Regions from separate parts of the Homo sapiens genome. Here region 1 is linked to region 2. A link is a loop called in an ENCODE intact Hi-C map of the cell type or tissue named here. Cell type or tissue: body of pancreas. All regions are shown on one strand. Links, peaks and the distances in the headings refer to the core of each region. The heading gives the core; the rest is flanking DNA.

Region 1 (3,469 bases), core at 519-3,018, 480 kb after region 2:
CTGAATAAATGAATGAACGAGTTAATCAATGAATGAAAAATATGATAGAACGTAAGGTGTTTGGTAGACATTGCATCCCAAGCCTGTCTTGTTCCATCATCTCCCAATTTCCCTTTTGGCTAAATAGTGCTTCCCTAGTCCTAGGACTCTGTCAAATCATTCTAAAGTCAAAGATTGGGAGTGGGAAGTGGAGTTAGAACTTAATCTCTGGTGTCTGATAGTTTCTAAGCCATGCACCCCACCCTCCCACTTCTTGGTGTTTCTAGGGCCCATCAGCTGAGCTTCAAGCTGTAGTAGAAGCAGCCACATATTCACTAAACCCGTTTTCTTTCTAAAAACAGAGCTGAACTGTATTTCTCCGCCTTTCTTGCAGCTGGTTCTGGCCATGTAACAGAATTCTGGTCAATGGGATGTGAATAGAAGTGATACTTACCACTGTTCATGGCCAGGGCCATGAACAGTACCCGTGGTGACCTTCTACCCCTTACCCCAACTGCTGGCTGGATACAGAGGAAAGAGCAGGTGGCTCCAAGGCCCTAGAGAAGGGCAGAGTCACAAGCTGGAGGATCCTGGGTCCCCGAGAAGCTGCATGGAGCAGAGCCTCCCACCTTTACCCTATAGCTGTTAAGTGGACTTTCCATGAGCATGAAACAAGTGTGACACACAAGCACCATTACCTTTGCAGCTGATGGGCTCTGACCTGTTGCCCTCAAAAAACAGCTTCAACTCCGGGGCCTTGGTAATCCCAAACTCCTGCTGAAGCTCCTTCTCTATGGTAATGTCCACTTTGCCAAAGCCGATCCCATTCTTGCCTTTGCCCATGATCTCCACAGCTTTGCCCAGCTCTTCCGCCAAGTTCCTGGATTGCTTTGAGGATGGGTTGTCTGAAAGAGTATGAAGACAAAATTTGAGAGGCCTTTCCTCGCTCCCCATCTCCAACAGTAGATTATTTGTTGGGCCTGCTTAGCTCCCGGAACCTTTCTTGTGCTCAGCGGTTAATGGCTGAATTTTCATAAATGTGACAAGATGTGAGACACAATGGTTCATGAAATTAGACAATCTGGGAGATGTCTATCAAGGTTCTTTGGATTCAGTAGCATTGGAAACAACACAACCATGGGCAACTTTACTCCATCTCTCTGAGCTCCACTTCTCTTGTGTAAAGTGGGTGAAAATAATAGTGGTTACTTCAAGGAATCGTCAGAGTTAAATGAGATTTATGTCACAACCAGCTATAATTGCTTATTGTTTTCTAAGAGTTTTACGTGCATTAAGCCATTTACTCCTCTCTATAACTCTGTGGGATAGGTATTATTATTATCTCAATTTTATACATGAGGAAGCTGAAGCACAACAAATGACTTACTTGCGCAAAGCCCTGTGACAGTGAGAGGTAAGGCCAGGATAAGAGCCCATTCTGTCTGGCTGTAGAGTTCTTTTCTAATCTCCACTAGGCATGTAAACCACTTGGTATAATGCCTGGCACAAGTTAAGTACATGCTGCGTTCTTATTACTGCTTCCATTATTATAGTAAAATTTCTGTGGTCAAAGCAGGACCCAAGCAATGATTACACAAAGGCATGCAGAGTGGTATAATGGACATTGGAGACTCAGATGCGGGGAGGCTGGGTGCAGGGTGAGGGATCAAAAAAAACTGCATATTGGGTAGAAAGAACATGACTAAGGTGATGGGTGCACTAAAATCTCAGACCTCACCTCTACACAATTCATCCCTGTAACCAAAAGCCACTTGTACCCCCAAAGCTATTGAAATAAACAAAAACAAACCACTCAATAGCATAGACACGATGATCACATTTATGGAATTGTTAAAAAGTGTATGCCCAGGGCAAAAGAAGTCTAGAGGGAAATTTTCCAAACTATTAAAATTTTTTGTTTTAAAAAAATTCTGTGGTCAGAAATTATGGAGACAGAGAGGAAGCATGAGAGCTCATGAGCGCCATCTGGTGGAACGTCCTGGAGCTAACAGGCCAAATTGAGCCCCTGCAGTTGCCCTGCATGTAATTGGACAGGGGACTTTCGCAGGTAAGGAAAACCAGGTGTGGGGAGGGCGGGGATAGGGGAGGTTGTGGTGTTCCCCTGAGTCCACCCTCTTGTCTCGAAGAGACCTGGAACTCTCCATTAAGAGATCTGATCTGGACGCCTTGGCCCCTCACGTTGCTGGGCAGTGGGGAGGGACTGGGGAAGCCCTTTTCTGGAAGCGGTATCAGGGAGCTGGCACGTGACCTTGGCAGTGCAAGAGGCTTTTCTGGCTAAACGGAGGGGACTAAAAGGCGCCCAAGTGTGCCTTTCTTCCTCCTGATAACATTGTGAGGCTGCAGGTTCCTCGCTACCCCATGACTGAGGAAGGGGGGCTGAGCCAGGGCAGGGGGTCATTGATTGCCTTTCAAGCCAGAACATTTTATCTTTTTCACTGCCGCCCACCCCCGTGGTCCATCTGGAGCACTTGGAGAAAGTGCAAATGACCTCTGCTGCAGAGGGCAAGTTCCAAGTCCAACAGAGAGGTCTTTTGTAAAGTGCCGCTCAGAAAGCAGGGCCCCGGGACAGCTGGCGAGGGCCCCGTTGCTGGTCAGCACGCCTGCTCCTGCAATGGGATCGGAAAGTGAATGATCGCTTTCATTAAACTCCCGGTCAATGGACCGGAAGCGGGGACTTTGTGCCTCCCTCCTGGATCGATGCCCCTCCACTGCCTGCTTTGTCACCGTCATCGCCTTCGATATCCCCTGATATCCCCTATCCATCATCACCAGCATGCACTGGCCAATTGCTGGCTGCTCTGGTCCATGGGGCTCTCCCCGGCTTCCTCGTGGATGTGGCCATGCTGGGCTCAGGATTGCTGATTGACATAGAATCCGAATCTGAGTTTCTGAGGGCGGAAGCTCAGGGCAAGAGAAACACTTGGAATGATTGTCCAGATGGTAAAGCAAATTTTAGAGGTTCCACACACAACCCAGTGCCCCTGGGTGTCTGAAATGGAAGTGACAGAGAGAGCTTGTGGCAACCGGAGTGCTGGGGTCTGAGAGCTAGATTGATGGGGCCTATGATAATAGTAATGGAGATTCATTCATTCGTTTTATGCATTCATTCATTTATTCATTCATACAATGAAACTTTTAGGATATGCCATGTGCCAGGCACTGTCCTAGGGATTGGGGATATAACAGTGAACAGATAAAAACCCCTGCTGTCACTTGAAAAGGCAGAAAATAAGCAGAATAACAAAGTAAAATATGTGCTGTGTTAGATAATATGTGCTTTGGAAAAGAACAGGAGAGTTGGAGGTTGGGAGTATTAGGGAAATTGCAAGTTTAAGTAGGAGGCTAAAGATGGCAATGTTTTAATAAAGATGGAAAGAAATGAGAGCGCAAGCCATGTAGACATCTAGCAGGAGAGAATTCCTGGTAAAGGGCCAGTGTATGCAAAGGCCCTGAGGTGGGGCATGTGTGA
Region 2 (3,469 bases), core at 543-3,042:
TGTTAATTTTTTAAAGTCCCAGCAAGAAACGAATACAAGTATCTCCTTAAAAGAGCCTAGACCAGCTGGGAGACCTTGACTTCACCACCCGGCAGGCCTGGCCTCCTCACTGCCATGCCTCTGATCCTCCGTTATGGGTCAAAATTGTCCACCAAACCCAAGGGAATCAGGAGAAAGAGAGGTGGGCTCAGTGAACCACACCCATTGGCTGAGAGTGGAGCGTGCCTGCTGATACCCACACAGTCCTTCGATGCCGGTGCAATAGTGTCCAGCACGGGGTGAAGCATTTATTTTTACAAAACATTTCAGAGAAAAATAGCATTAGAAAGAATCTCTGCTGACCGGGACTGCGTTTAACAAGATATGTAAATTTTTTTTTTTTTTTTTGAGACACAGTCTCGCTCTGTCACCCAGGCTGGAGTACAGGGGTGCAATCATAGTTCACTGCAGCCTCAACCTTCCGGGCTCAAGAGATCCTTCCACCTCAGCCTCCTGAGTAGCTGAGACTCCAGGCACCACCACACCTAGCTTATTAAACAAAAACAAGGGGACATCATGTTGCCCAAGCTGGTCTCGAACTCCTGGGCTCAAGTAATCCTCTTGCCTCAGCCTCCCAAAGTCCTGGGATTACATGCGTGAGCCATTGCACCTGGCCGTATGTGTATCATTCAACCACAAATACCTGCTTCATGCTTTCCAATGTGTTAAGTAGGCACCTGTATTAGTTTTGTGGGGCTGCCACAACCAACTACCACAAACCAGGTGGCTTAAAACAATGGAGATGTATTCTCTCACAGTTCTGGAGGCCGGAAGTCCACAATCAAGGTGTCTCCAGGGCTGTGCTCTCTTCGAAGGCTCTGGGTGAGAATCCCTCTTTGCCTCTTCCAGCTTCTGGGGGCCCCAGGTGTTCCTTGACTTGTGGCTGCGTGGGTCCTCTCTTCATCTTTTTTTTTTGAGACAGAGATTTGCTCTTTTTGCCCAGGCTGGAGTGCAATGGCGTGATCTTGGCTCATTGCAACCTCTGCCTCCCGGGTTCAAGTGATTCTCCTACCTCAGCCTCCCAAGTAGCTGGGATTACAGGCATCCGCCACTATGCCCAGATAATTTTTTGCATTTTTAGTAGAGATGGATTTTCACCATGTTGGCCAGGCTGGTCTCGAACTCCTGACCTCAGATGACCTACCCGCCTTGGCCTCCCAAAGTGCTAGTAAGGGAGGAGACCACCCCTCCTATTGTCTTATAACCAATTTCTGCCTCGAAGAAAAAGTAGGAGTTAAAAGACAGAAGTGAAATCAGTAGTCAGACAGCCCGGCGCTACATTCCAGGCCTGGTAGTTAAAGACTGACCCCGATCTAACTGGTTATGTTATCTATAGATTCCAGACATTGGATGGAAAAGCACTGTGAAAACCTCTGTCCTGTTCTGTTCCATTCTGATTACCAGTGCATGCAGCCCCCAGTCACATATCCACTGCTTGCTCAATGATCACGACCCTCTCACTCGGACCCCCTTAGAGTTGTAAGCCCTTAAAAGGGACAGGAATTGCTCATGTGGGAAGCTTGGTTTTTGGAGACATGAGTCTGCCGATGCTCCCAGCTGAATAAAGCCCTTTCCTTCCACAACTCCGTGTCTGAAGGGTTCTTGTCTGTGGCTCGTCCTGCTACACTAGGATTACAGGCGTGAGCTACCGTGCCCGGCCCTCTCTTCATCTTATATCAGTTACTAGACTTACAGCCTATCCTTACCCAATATGACTTCATCTTTTTTTTTTTTGGAGACAGGGTCTGGCTCGGTTTCCCAAGCTGGCATGCAGTGGCATGATTGCGACTCACTGTAGCCTCTACTTCGTGTGCTCAAGCAATCCTCCCAACTCAGTCTCCCCACCTCCCCCGTGCGCGCCACTTTTGAATCCTGCAACGGGTTTGCCTCTGAGCCCGTGGTGAGCTTCCCGCAGGGCCCTGGAAGTGGCCTGCAGTGAAGCACAGGGGCCACAGGGTGGCAGTGTTTCCTGCGGATGTGGCTCTCACCCAGTTCAGGGGCGCTCAAGGCGTAATTGGTTAATGCAGGTCTGTTTCTCTTTGTCCTTGAAAAGACAGCAACTTTGAGCTCCAAGGAGCAGTCTTCTTTGTGTTTTACGGCTTTTTGAGTCTCTACTTTCCGCCTCCCCGGGATGAGGAATGGTGTGGGAGGAGAGTAGGACTCTCCCGCGGGGGACTGCTGAGATGATCACAGTTTTAGGGTATGGGGTGTGATAAGGCACTTGAGACTCAGAGAGGGGAAGTAAGTAATCCAAAGTCACACAGCTGAGTGGTACCTGAACTGCATCTTCTGATCCTTGCATCAGTTCCTGTCCGCTATGCCACTTGGTCAGCCTTCACAGGCCGGGATGCAAATGGAGACATTGGGGTTGGGATTTTCACTCGCGTCCGTGTGAAGAGACGCGAGTGTGAGAACAAAGCTGTTTATTTCACCTGGGGGCAGGCGCGCTGAGTCCGAAAAGAGAGTCAGCAAAGGCAGACAGATGTGGGGCTGTTTTATAGGATTTGGGTAGGTAGTGGAAAATTACAGTCAAAGGGGGTTGTTCTCTGGCGGGCAGGGGTGGGGATCACAAGGTGCTCAGTGGGAGAGTTTTTGAGCCAGGATGAGCCTGGAGAAGAAATTTCACAAGGTAATGTCATCAGTTAAGGCAGGAACAGGCCATTTTCACTTCTTTTGTGATTCTTCAGTTACTTCGGGCCATCTGGGCCATCTGGATGTATGCGTGCTGGTCACAGGGGATATGATGGCTTAGCATGGGCTCAGAGGCCTGACAGGGATGGAGGATGGGGAAGGGAAAGATGCTGAATGAGCACTGGGTCAAGAGTCCAGAAATATAAGCTTCACTCCCAGCGCATGAGAAGTGGAATTGGGAAGGTGGTCAGTCCTTGCTGCTGGGATAGACCCTGGACTCGGTTTTCTTATCTGTAAAATGGAAATAAAAGGGCCAGGCACGGTGGCTCATGCCCGTAATCCCAGAACTTTGGGAGGCCACGGTGGGCAGATTGCCTGACTCAGGAGTTCAAGACTAGTGTGGCCAACATGGTGAAACCCTGTCTCTATCAAAAAGTAAAAAAAATTAGGCAGGTGTGGTGGCATGTGCCTGTAGTCTCAGCTATTTGGGAGGCTGAGACGTGAGGATGGATTGAGCCCAGGAGATGGAGGTTGCAGTGAGCTATGATCATACCACTGCACTCCAGCCTGGGTGACAGAGTGAGACCCTGTCTCCAAAAAAAATAAAAAAGAAGAAAAAAAAAAGATAAATGAGAGGGTAATAATACATGTGTGTAGATCCTAAATGTTGGCTAGTGTTGTAGGTAAGGCTTTTATTCTCACCTCTCAAGATCTGTGTTGGAGGAAAAAAATGACCTGAACTTTGGGAAATTAGGTACACTTGGTCTCAGAGCCCACTTCATAGCTGTATGATCTTAAC

The links. A loop is a pair of places that touch in the nucleus more often than their neighbours do. Peaks named below come from ENCODE experiments on the same cell type or tissue, not always from the same donor. Only the 100,000 strongest peaks of a DNase experiment are listed, where the experiment ranks them.
Region 1: it touches region 2 in a loop (4-fold over the local background); 100 of 110 quality-filtered maps call a loop at or near these places.

The regions. Positions count from the first base shown.
Region 1 is chr16:20,383,968-20,387,436 of GRCh38, forward strand. It overlaps PDILT (protein disulfide isomerase like, testis expressed), which reads right to left. Exons shown (of 12, transcript NM_174924.2): 3 at 678-884. Among named protein-coding and RNA genes, the nearest start is that of PDILT, 19 kb to the right of the region's middle. RefSeq lists an enhancer at 2,556-3,089. In body of pancreas, for the core only: a CTCF peak has its summit at 1,978 (motif pointing left); a DNase peak (open chromatin) is centred at 1,994; H3K27ac peaks cover 1,174 bases.
Region 2 is chr16:19,905,634-19,909,102 of GRCh38, forward strand. No RefSeq gene overlaps it. Among named protein-coding and RNA genes, the nearest start is that of GPRC5B, 23 kb to the left of the region's middle. In body of pancreas, for the core only: a CTCF peak has its summit at 1,998 (motif pointing right); a DNase peak (open chromatin) is centred at 1,998.